Linked DNA regions of Homo sapiens: all the other regions are linked to region 1. The links are chromatin contacts, found by Hi-C or POLR2A ChIA-PET in ENCODE. All regions are on one chromosome and are shown on one strand. The core of a region is the stretch at or near the end of the contact, and the rest is flanking DNA. Distances in the headings are between cores, read along the strand shown. Region 1 holds the start of RFX3 (regulatory factor X3). Region 2 overlaps GLIS3 (GLIS family zinc finger 3). Region 3 overlaps GLIS3 (GLIS family zinc finger 3).

What was found. A loop is a pair of places that touch in the nucleus more often than their neighbours do. ChIA-PET counts read pairs that join two places held with the same protein, here RNA polymerase II (POLR2A). Pooled maps may share reads with other maps.
Region 2: a map of A673 shows a loop between it and region 1 (2.4-fold over the local background). The contact joins the enhancer-like site here to the promoter of RFX3 in region 1. A Hi-C loop is called at or near these places in 1 of 168 maps with a recorded cell type or tissue (A673). POLR2A ChIA-PET finds 5 or more read pairs at or near these places in 2 of 52 experiments (A673 and CD8-positive, alpha-beta memory T cell).
Region 3: a loop to region 1 is called in a map of PC-3, with 9 times the contacts of the local background. The contact joins the enhancer-like site here to the promoter of RFX3 in region 1. A Hi-C loop is called at or near these places in 2 of 168 maps with a recorded cell type or tissue (PC-3 and endothelial cell of umbilical vein) and 5 of 50 pooled maps. POLR2A ChIA-PET finds 5 or more read pairs at or near these places in 1 of 52 experiments (A549).

What each region holds. Positions count from the first base shown.
Region 1 is chr9:3,524,594-3,527,455 of GRCh38, reverse strand. RFX3 (regulatory factor X3) reads left to right here and starts at 1,455. Exons shown (of 17, transcript NM_001282116.2): 1 at 1,455-1,709. LOC124902110 (a long non-coding RNA gene) reads right to left here and starts at 971. Exons shown (of 8, transcript XR_007061398.1): 1 at 679-971. RefSeq lists enhancers at 511-810, 1,071-1,120, 1,698-2,314 and silencers at 1,301-1,490, 1,921-2,010.
Region 2 is chr9:3,953,729-3,956,590 of GRCh38, reverse strand. All of the region lies in intron 4 of GLIS3 (GLIS family zinc finger 3), which reads left to right. Among named protein-coding and RNA genes, the nearest start is that of GLIS3-AS1, 57 kb to the right of the region's middle. RefSeq lists an enhancer at 1,607-2,127. Within about 2 kb of position 1,415, at least 2 of the 41 ENCODE cell types and tissues checked have a DNase peak (open chromatin) inside an H3K27ac peak, as active enhancers do; they include A673, where a contact is called at or near this core.
Region 3 is chr9:3,873,980-3,876,841 of GRCh38, reverse strand. The region is part of intron 8 of GLIS3 (GLIS family zinc finger 3); the gene reads left to right. Among named protein-coding and RNA genes, the nearest start is that of GLIS3-AS1, 23 kb to the left of the region's middle. Within about 2 kb of position 1,446, at least 3 of the 41 ENCODE cell types and tissues checked have a DNase peak (open chromatin) inside an H3K27ac peak, as active enhancers do; they include PC-3 and endothelial cell of umbilical vein, where a contact is called at or near this core.

The sequences.
Region 1 (2,862 bases), core at 206-2,705:
TAGCGCTGGTGAACGCATGCCGGCCCAAATCCCTTACTTGCAGGTGCAAAAATTAAGCCTCAAGAGGAGAACTGACTTCCTAAGGCTCTACTTCTACTATGTCATTGTCCTGGTTAAGCAGCTTAGCGGCAAATGTTGGGAGATTTTGGGTATTGGCAGGGCCTGGGGGCATGTGCCTGCTGGACTCGAGTCTGCAGAGAATTGGAGGAGTCTGTTTGAACCATGAGGCATTACAGGCTGTGCCTTATCAACGGGTGTTTGAGATGGCAGGTTGTGTTAACAACATTCAACACAGACGGAAGCCATTCGTCTATCTCAATACAGCCACAAACAGCAAGACCCTCAGCTACAGTAGGCTGAGTAACGGGGGATGAGAGCACGGCAGGTAACAGGATCCGGGCTTGAGCTCAACTCCCAGTTCGGTCTTTAAAGAGGGGTGAGCACTTAAGGGCTGAAACTAACAGAACTAGAAACTAACAGGATGGTATCGCAGGCAGGTGTAAGCTACCCCGCCCCTCTACGCCTTCCGTCGAGGGGAACCGCCAAATGCGCTTTCTCAGCCTCCGGGCAGGGCAATTTCTTGCTCTCTACAGGCACTTACTCCCATCCCTTGTAGATAGGGAGTGATGACCTCGCTTTTTCGTTATGGAGTGAGGGCCGGACACGCTTGGACCTCACCTCTCCGCGCCACGCTGCGGCGGCACCGCGGGAGGCCGACTCGCGCCCACGCACACCCCACGCTCGCCTTCTCTAAGATGGCGGCAGAGGCAGCTCGCTCACGCCCCGCCGCCCGCGCTCCTCCACAAGTCGTGCCCTCAGGAGGCGGGAGCGGGTGAGAGCGCGGAAAGCAGGAGGGCGAGAGTGACGCGGACCCTCCAGTCTAGCGCAGGCCGCGGAGCCCTGAAGCGTCCAGGAAAAGGAAAAGCCAGGAGGCTGACGCTACCAGGAACACCGCCGGCGCCTCAGAAACTAAAAAGCGGCGGCACATCCGGGCCCCTCTGCCCGCCCCGCCCCGGAAGTAACGTATCGGGCAGGGCGGGGGCCGCTCTTCAAAGTGGATTCTTCCCTCGCCATAGCTCGTTTCTTCACAAAGTGCCTGGAATCACCCTCGCCACCCCCTCCCCCGGGTTAGCCGTTACTCTCTCGTGGCTCCGGGACGTCTCTGTACAAAGCTGGCTGCTGGGACAGGCAGCCCTCGTTTCACAGATAGTACCCCTCGCACCACGACTCCTGGGCCTCGCCAGCGCGTGTAGTAACGTCCCTCCGAGAGGACTCTTGGTGACCTCAGCCCCAGCCAAGCATAGGCGCACCTCTTCGGAGTCCTGCGGTGGAATCCCGGCCTCGTGCCCCGTCACCCCGCCGCCCCGCCACCCCACCCGGGTTTGGGGGCCGTCAGTCACAGCGCTGCGCCCTCCCCTTCCGGCGGCTTGGCCGGGCCCGCCTCCTCCCCTCTTCCCTCCCCCACCCCTCCCCGTGCGAGTGTCTCCCTCTCCCTCTCGCTCTCTCTCTCTCTCCCTCTCTCTCTCTCTTTTGTGAGTTATAGCAACCGTTGCCTTGTGAATCAAGCGCCATAGTCACCGTAGTCCTGGCGACTGTTACCCATCAACAACAACTACTCCTCTCCTCCTCCTCCTCCTCTTCCTCCTCCTCCTCCCCACCACCACCATCTCCATCACCCACCAACAACACCACAATAATCCACAGCCAAGGTGAATATTCTTCGGTCTCTACATGTGTGTGGGAGCGTGTGGCTGCGTGTGAACGCGTGTGTCCGTGCGTGTGTGTGTTCGTGTGTGCGAGCCGAGTGTGGCTGTGCTGGGGTCTCACTCCTGACACGGGGGCTGCCGCTGCGGCGCCGCCGCCGAGGGGCTCTGTTCCCCGGGCTTGTTTACAATGGACCCTGCGCGCCGCGGCTGGGTCGGGGGTGTGGGCGCCGCGCCGCCCGCCGGCCCCGGCCCTGCGCCGGCCGCACTTCAGGGATGGAGCGGGAGCTTGGGGGGCTGCGAGCCGAGCGGGAGAGGGAGCCACAGTTTTCCGATGCGGATGCTGGATCTTTCCCTTAGGTCTGGTCTGAGGAGGAGGGTCAGGTGAAGAGATAAGAATTTGTTCTTTCTTTAATTTTCTTCTTTTCCAACGCTGCTGTTTCCTGCTTCTTTCAAAGCCGAAATAGACAACAGTGTGCAAGGGGGGGACCCAAGAGGTGGTGTTTTGTTGTTGTTGTTGTTCACTTGTGGGGCCTTGTTATGGGTTTTGTTATTTTTAATCCTCATACGTTGGTGAACTTTTCCCACCGCCCATTCCCTTCATTTTTGCCCCTCTTTGCCTGGTGCTGAATGGGCTGCTCTTCTTTCACCATCATCAGCTTCATGGTTTTCTTTTTTCTTTTTAAAACTGTATTTTCTTTGTGCGGCAAACAGTCTTAACATCCATTCAGCACTCTTCCCTCCCCCTCTTTCTCCCCCCCCCCACACACCCCTTGCACACATATTGAAACCTGGGGCCTGTTCGTTGGGCCCTCTTTGCTGTACTGGGAAAGATGTTTTTCTTTTTTAAAGTCTGTCTCCTCTCTCTTCTTTGGTGTGTGTGTGTGTGTGTGTGTGTGTGTGTGTGTGTGTGTGTGTGTGTGTGCTTGTGATTTAAACCGGATGCAGGGCATCTGTGATACTTGGGTTAGTAGTTATTGACAGTGCTTTATCCTTCATGTGGAGGTGGGAGGGGGAGTAGTGAGGTTCCGTTTCACTTTGATGATCCTCCTTCCCCGCAGTAGAGTGTTAACAATTTTCATTGTGATTATGAGACTTTGTGATGAACAGGGAAGGGACACAAGGAAGCTTTGTGAGAACTCAGTTCACAGTGTTATTT
Region 2 (2,862 bases), core at 166-2,665, 430 kb before region 1:
CTAGGGGTTAGATCCAGTGTGTTGAGTTACTTAAGAATGGGCTGAGAATCAGAGTGATGTCTCCAAGCCCTTTGGCTTCCTGGGAAAGGCCTTTATTTGATGGGCCAAAAATATTCTGCTTGAAGATTGGGTCTCCACAGAATTAGACAAAGGGCATCAAAGCCTGTTCCATGGTGATCTGAAGGCTTCTGTCCAGGACATTTCTGTTAATTTGGATACCATCTATAGTCTCAAACTCATGGCGGTTGGTTGTAACATTTTAATAGCCAGCCTGGGTTTTTGGCAGGCTTTTGTTCCCCTAGCTTATTTTTCTCTAAGCTTGAGACTTGAGAAACTGAAATTTGAGAGCATTGCTGTGTCTTGGAACTTAAAATATAAAAAGCTGTTGGAGGTGATTTTTTTTTTCTTTCAACTGGTACACTAAAGAATGGAAGTCAGCTTATAAATGACCATTAGGTAATGTAACCAGAAGAGTTTTTTTCATGGACAATGTAAGCAGGTAGTTTGACCACGGATGAAGAATTCTTTTCTTTTTTTCTTTCTTTTTTTTTTTTTTTTTTTTGCTGAATCTGGAGAAGGTCAATTGTGGTAGGAAATACTTATGGGAGCAGTCTATGGTATGGTCCTAGCCAATCACTTGTACGTATATACTACTTCATTCAGGTTCCCCATAGCTGTCATTAAAGGGAGACTTCTCATTGCTGATTATATTGACTCTTTCTTCTCCCAGATTTTTCCTCTTTATGGTCTCTTAGGCAAGTAAACTTATCATGAAAATTTCTGAAGAGCTTTGTGTATTATTCAGTCACTAGGTGAACAGTCTATCCTTAACTATAATTTATCGATTATTATTCTCTATGGCTTTTGAATCCCTAAATGCAGGGAGAGAAAATTAATCTGACATTTTGCTACTTTTCATGCTTAGTTCTTTACAACCCTATTTGGTAAGAATCTGTTCCAAGATCCTGGAAGCATCTTGGCTATTTCCTGTTCTTTAATCCAACGCCAACCATAACTACTGCTCATGACCCCTTTTTCATTGGTATGATGTTTTTAAGTTTGTAAAATACCATATATAATATCTCTTGTGGTGTCACAACAGCCTCTTGAAGCAGGCCATCCTCAGGGGCAGAAATTCCTTCTCAGGCACCATGACACCTCCATCCTGTCTGCCATGGAACTCAAGTTCAGGCATTTTTTATTTCTCTTTCTCTTTTTCAATAAATAAACAGATAGAAAAGATCTGAAGCTGAGTTGAGAAACTGTCTGACTTTTTTCTTTAAGCACAAATTGACCTTCAGCTTTCAATGTGAAACTTAACAGAGATAGGCAGAACACCACGTGTCTTCATGGGTGCAATGACTAAAGATAGGAAGGCCTGACTCATGCGGGCCATCTTCCCTGATTACTACCCTGGGAGGCCATGCATTTGCAACGTCTCTCTGATTTACGGCTCTGTTCCCCAGGTCGTCTTCATTTGGCACAGCCACTAACTCCAGCCTATGCTCTCTCTCCCCAGCCTGTCCCCTTGTCCCCTCTACGTCGTGAATTCCCTTGCTTTTGCAGAACTTCTGCGCACCAGGTGGGGCCTTTTGAGCTTTCGCATCTCTCTTTTATTTATTTATTTTTATCCACCGGCTTATTCCATGTGCACCATTGTCTGAATTGTCATGCATTTTGGATTTAATTCCAGATCGTCAAAGGCATGTTTTCAGCTGAACAAACCAAATGAAGTAAAAAGCTTCATCCTCTTTTACTTTATTCTCATTACCCATCCCAGCGGGGAGGATGAGTAAAGAATGCATCCTCTAGATCCTGAAAGAATTTCTAATATTCATTCTTTCTCCATAAGATACAGAGCTTAATCCTTCCTTTAGACATTTTCTTTTTTTCTAAATAAACAGGGCCTAATTGGAAAAAGCTGAGAGAGCTAAGCAGAAAAGAATAGAAAACATTTACTGAGCTTGGAAGTGCATATTGAATACTGTAGGAAATTTGCATATGGATTACTTGGTGAAAAAATAGAAACATTCTCAGCCCATTAGTTACTGTGATGGACTCCCACTGACTAAAATCCAAGTACTTTTGCCTTGTTTTCTCCAACTGTTCTTTTCTGTAATCATTTCTCTTTAACCACGGGGCAGCTATTCTGTTACTGCACTTTGTGCTAAGGAAAAGACAACACAGAGAATGTAGCTGTGCCTAGAATGTGAGCAGACTGGCTCTGATTTAATCCTCCAGTGAACATTGTACCATTATTTCTAAGCTTTGGCAGGAGGGTTGCCTCTTTATCGAGGAGCTTCTAGGTCACATTTGCAGCTCTACAGTTGTGTTAAGTGACAAACCATAGATTTCTCCCTGGTGCCTCAGTTTCTCCAAATGCAAAAAGAAAGGTAATTTTTAGCACCCTTAATAGAGATGGGAAAAATCAATGAATATTTATAAAAGTAAATTGAGACCCTGGAATATAAGATCCCACAGAAATTCAAAGCATAATTAAGGTAGGGAGAACAGATTAGTGTTAAATATATGTGTGAAACACATTTTACATTTCCTTCCAACAAAGGCTGAATTTAATTTACTCCAAGTGAGGGGGAGAAAAAAGGGAAAAAAACGTGGTATTGTGAATTAGGATTCTAAATTTGGATTTTGATATGTTGATTGGTGTACTACAGACATAAAGCCACATGTTTACTTTTTCAGCAAATGCATGTGTGTGCATGTGTTTGTGTGTGTGACTGTGTCTGTGTGTATGTGAGATGGAGAAGATATATATATATATATATATATATATAGAGAGAGAGAGAGAGAGAGAGAGAGAGAGAGAGAGCAAATCTAATTATCATTGGCAATATTCCTCCA
Region 3 (2,862 bases), core at 197-2,696, 350 kb before region 1:
TAACATTTTGTATTTTTTATTCCTCCTCTTGAAAGTTTGTAACATATAAAGAATGGCAAGAATAGTACAATGAATACCCATGCATGTACCTGGCACTCATATTCACCCATTGTCAATATTTTGCCTTTCTTTCCTTCCCCTCCCTCCCCTCCCTCCCTTCCTTCTCTTTCTTTCTCTCTCTCTTTCTCTCTCTCTCTCTCTCTCTCTGACTTTGGTGATTCTTTGTTTTCCTGCCTATTGTTGCAGAACCATTTGACAGATGGTTGCAGATATCACTGAGCTTTACTGCTAATTACTTCAGTAGGGATCTCCTAAGAAGGACATTCTCCTACATAAACCCAATATAATAATCATACTCAGGAAATTTAACATTGATATAATACTATTCTCTAATGGTTACTTGCTATTCAGATTTCCCAAATTTTGTGAATAATGTTTTCTATAGCTGGAGATTTTTGTTTGTTTTCCTTTTTGTGATTCAGGGATCTAATAGGGATCTCACAGTGCATTTAATTTTTATTTCTTTTTCATCTTCTTGACTCTAATGAAGTTCTCCAGCTTTTTATTGTTATTATTATTGTCTTTCAGAACATTGACAGTTTTGAAGAACTCGGGACATTTATTTTACACAGTGTTCCAGGGTTCCATGGTTTGGATTTGTGTAATTGTTTTATCCTAAACAGATTCATTGTAAATATTTTTGGTGGGAATACCACATAGATGATGTGGTGTTTCTTAGCTTTTTTGAGATTTAGATTGCACCTTATGGGGAATTAGGATTAAATAAACTAAGTAGATAAAGTGCCTAGTAAGTTACATGGCATGAAACAGGCCTTTCATAGCTGTGGATACTAAAATAAAGACAGGCAGCTTTGGCATAGCTGAGTGATTCAGTTTGGAAGTCAGAGGATGTTGTTAAATGATCATAGGGGTTGATAATGTAAATAATCATGGAAGGGGAAATGGAGAGGAAGGAGGTACTTTATATGATGGGAGAATGAAATGGACATTTGCACTTTGTGGTTTTGCCTTGCTGCTATATTCTCCCCTACTGGACGTGTGCCCCATCCCTTGCCTTCCCAGCTGGAGTGGGCAAGTGTGAGTATGGCAGGTTCTCTCTTCCAATCAGGTTTGGAAAGGAAGATGACTTGAAACAGCCCTGACTTATTCACCAGGTTTGCGTTAGTGTCCAGCATAAAAACACTAAGAGGAAATGTGCTTACCTTCCGCTTTTGGTTTGTATATCTTTGCCTCTGTTTGCCTGGGAAATCCCCCAGTAAAAACTCCGGCAGTTTTCTTAACGGAAATAGGTTTATCACACTCTGCGATTTTTAGTGGGAAACTGGCATCTTTTCCTGCTTGCGGGCATTGATTCATCATTTACTTAGCTTTCACATGCTAAAAAAAATGGGCTGAGTCACTGTCAGAAGTCAGGAAAGGTCCACCACATCTACCCAGTTAGCGTCAAGTTCTTTGATCCTTACCATCATAAAATAAAATAAATGCAAGTTCTCTCAATCTAACAAGGTTCCATTTTTATTTTGAAATATTATCTGAATGACACATTATTTCAGTGATTTAAGCAGCACACTACATCACCTAATGTTGATCTAACTTATTACGGGAAGTGGTGTTTTACTATGGCATGTTGAATGAGCCAGTGGTACTTTATGACAGTGGCTTCCCATGAGAGGAACTCAGCGTCTTTGGAAATGTTAATTCAATGAGTTTCATAGTATGTCTGTTAGACCAGAGAAAACAAAAATATTGATGGGAGTCTCTTTTTGAAATGCAGAAATTTTACAATTCCAAGAATAAATCCTCTGAGTTTGTGTTTGCTCATCTTTTACAAGAGAATGTCAGCTGCCTCTCTTCATTCTGAAGAAGGCCACAAACAGTGCGCTTTGTCGTTCAGGTAATAGAGCTGAAGGAGGCCTGTGGATTGACCACAGTGGAGAGGCTTATGAAGGGCTTCCTATGAGCCCATGGCTGAGCCAGAAAAGACTGAAAAGAAAGTGTAAATATAAGGAAAAAAAACAAAGTGTTTTTTCTGTTCTCTCACTCAACAATAATCAACACAAAACGTTTCTGTGACCAACTGTGTGGGGGTTTTCCCCCAGCCCACTAAGCATGCAGTCAATTGTGCAGTAGACACCAGCTGGGTGTCCTCTAATTGCAACCTATCCTGACACTCTCTACTTGGAGAGAGTGTCAGATTCCACAGGTTGAGGACACAGTTCCACAGGACTGCCCCCCACTTCTGATGCCAGTTGCAAGACCTGGGTGATTTTGCCTGTACATCTGACAAACTGACTACAAATCAGGATTTCCACAGCCCCCTCCTCCGGTTCTATTAATTTGCTGGAGCAGTTCACAGAACTCAGGGAAACACATTTACTAGTTTATTATAAAGGACATTATAAAGGATACCAATGAAAAGATGTATAGGTCAAGGCATACGGGAAGGGACACAGAACCTCCATGCCCTCTCCAGGCCTACCGCCCTCCAGGAACCTCCATGTGTTCAGCTATCCAGAAGCTCTCTGAACCCAGTCCTTTTGGATTTTTATGGAGACTTCATTACATAGGCGTGATTGATTACATCATTGGCCATCGGTAATCAGTTTACTCTTTGGCCCCTCTTCCCTCAGAGTTTGGGGGTTGAGGCTGAAAGTTGACCCCTCTAATCCTGCCTTGGTCTCTCCAGTTGCCAGTCTCAGTCTCATTCTTTCAGGCAGCCAGAGGCTGCCAGCCATCAGTCAACTAATTAGCATACAAAAAGACACTATCACTTTGAAGATTCCAAGGATTTCAGAAGTTGTATGCCAGGAATGGGGAGGAAGACCAAATATATATTTCATA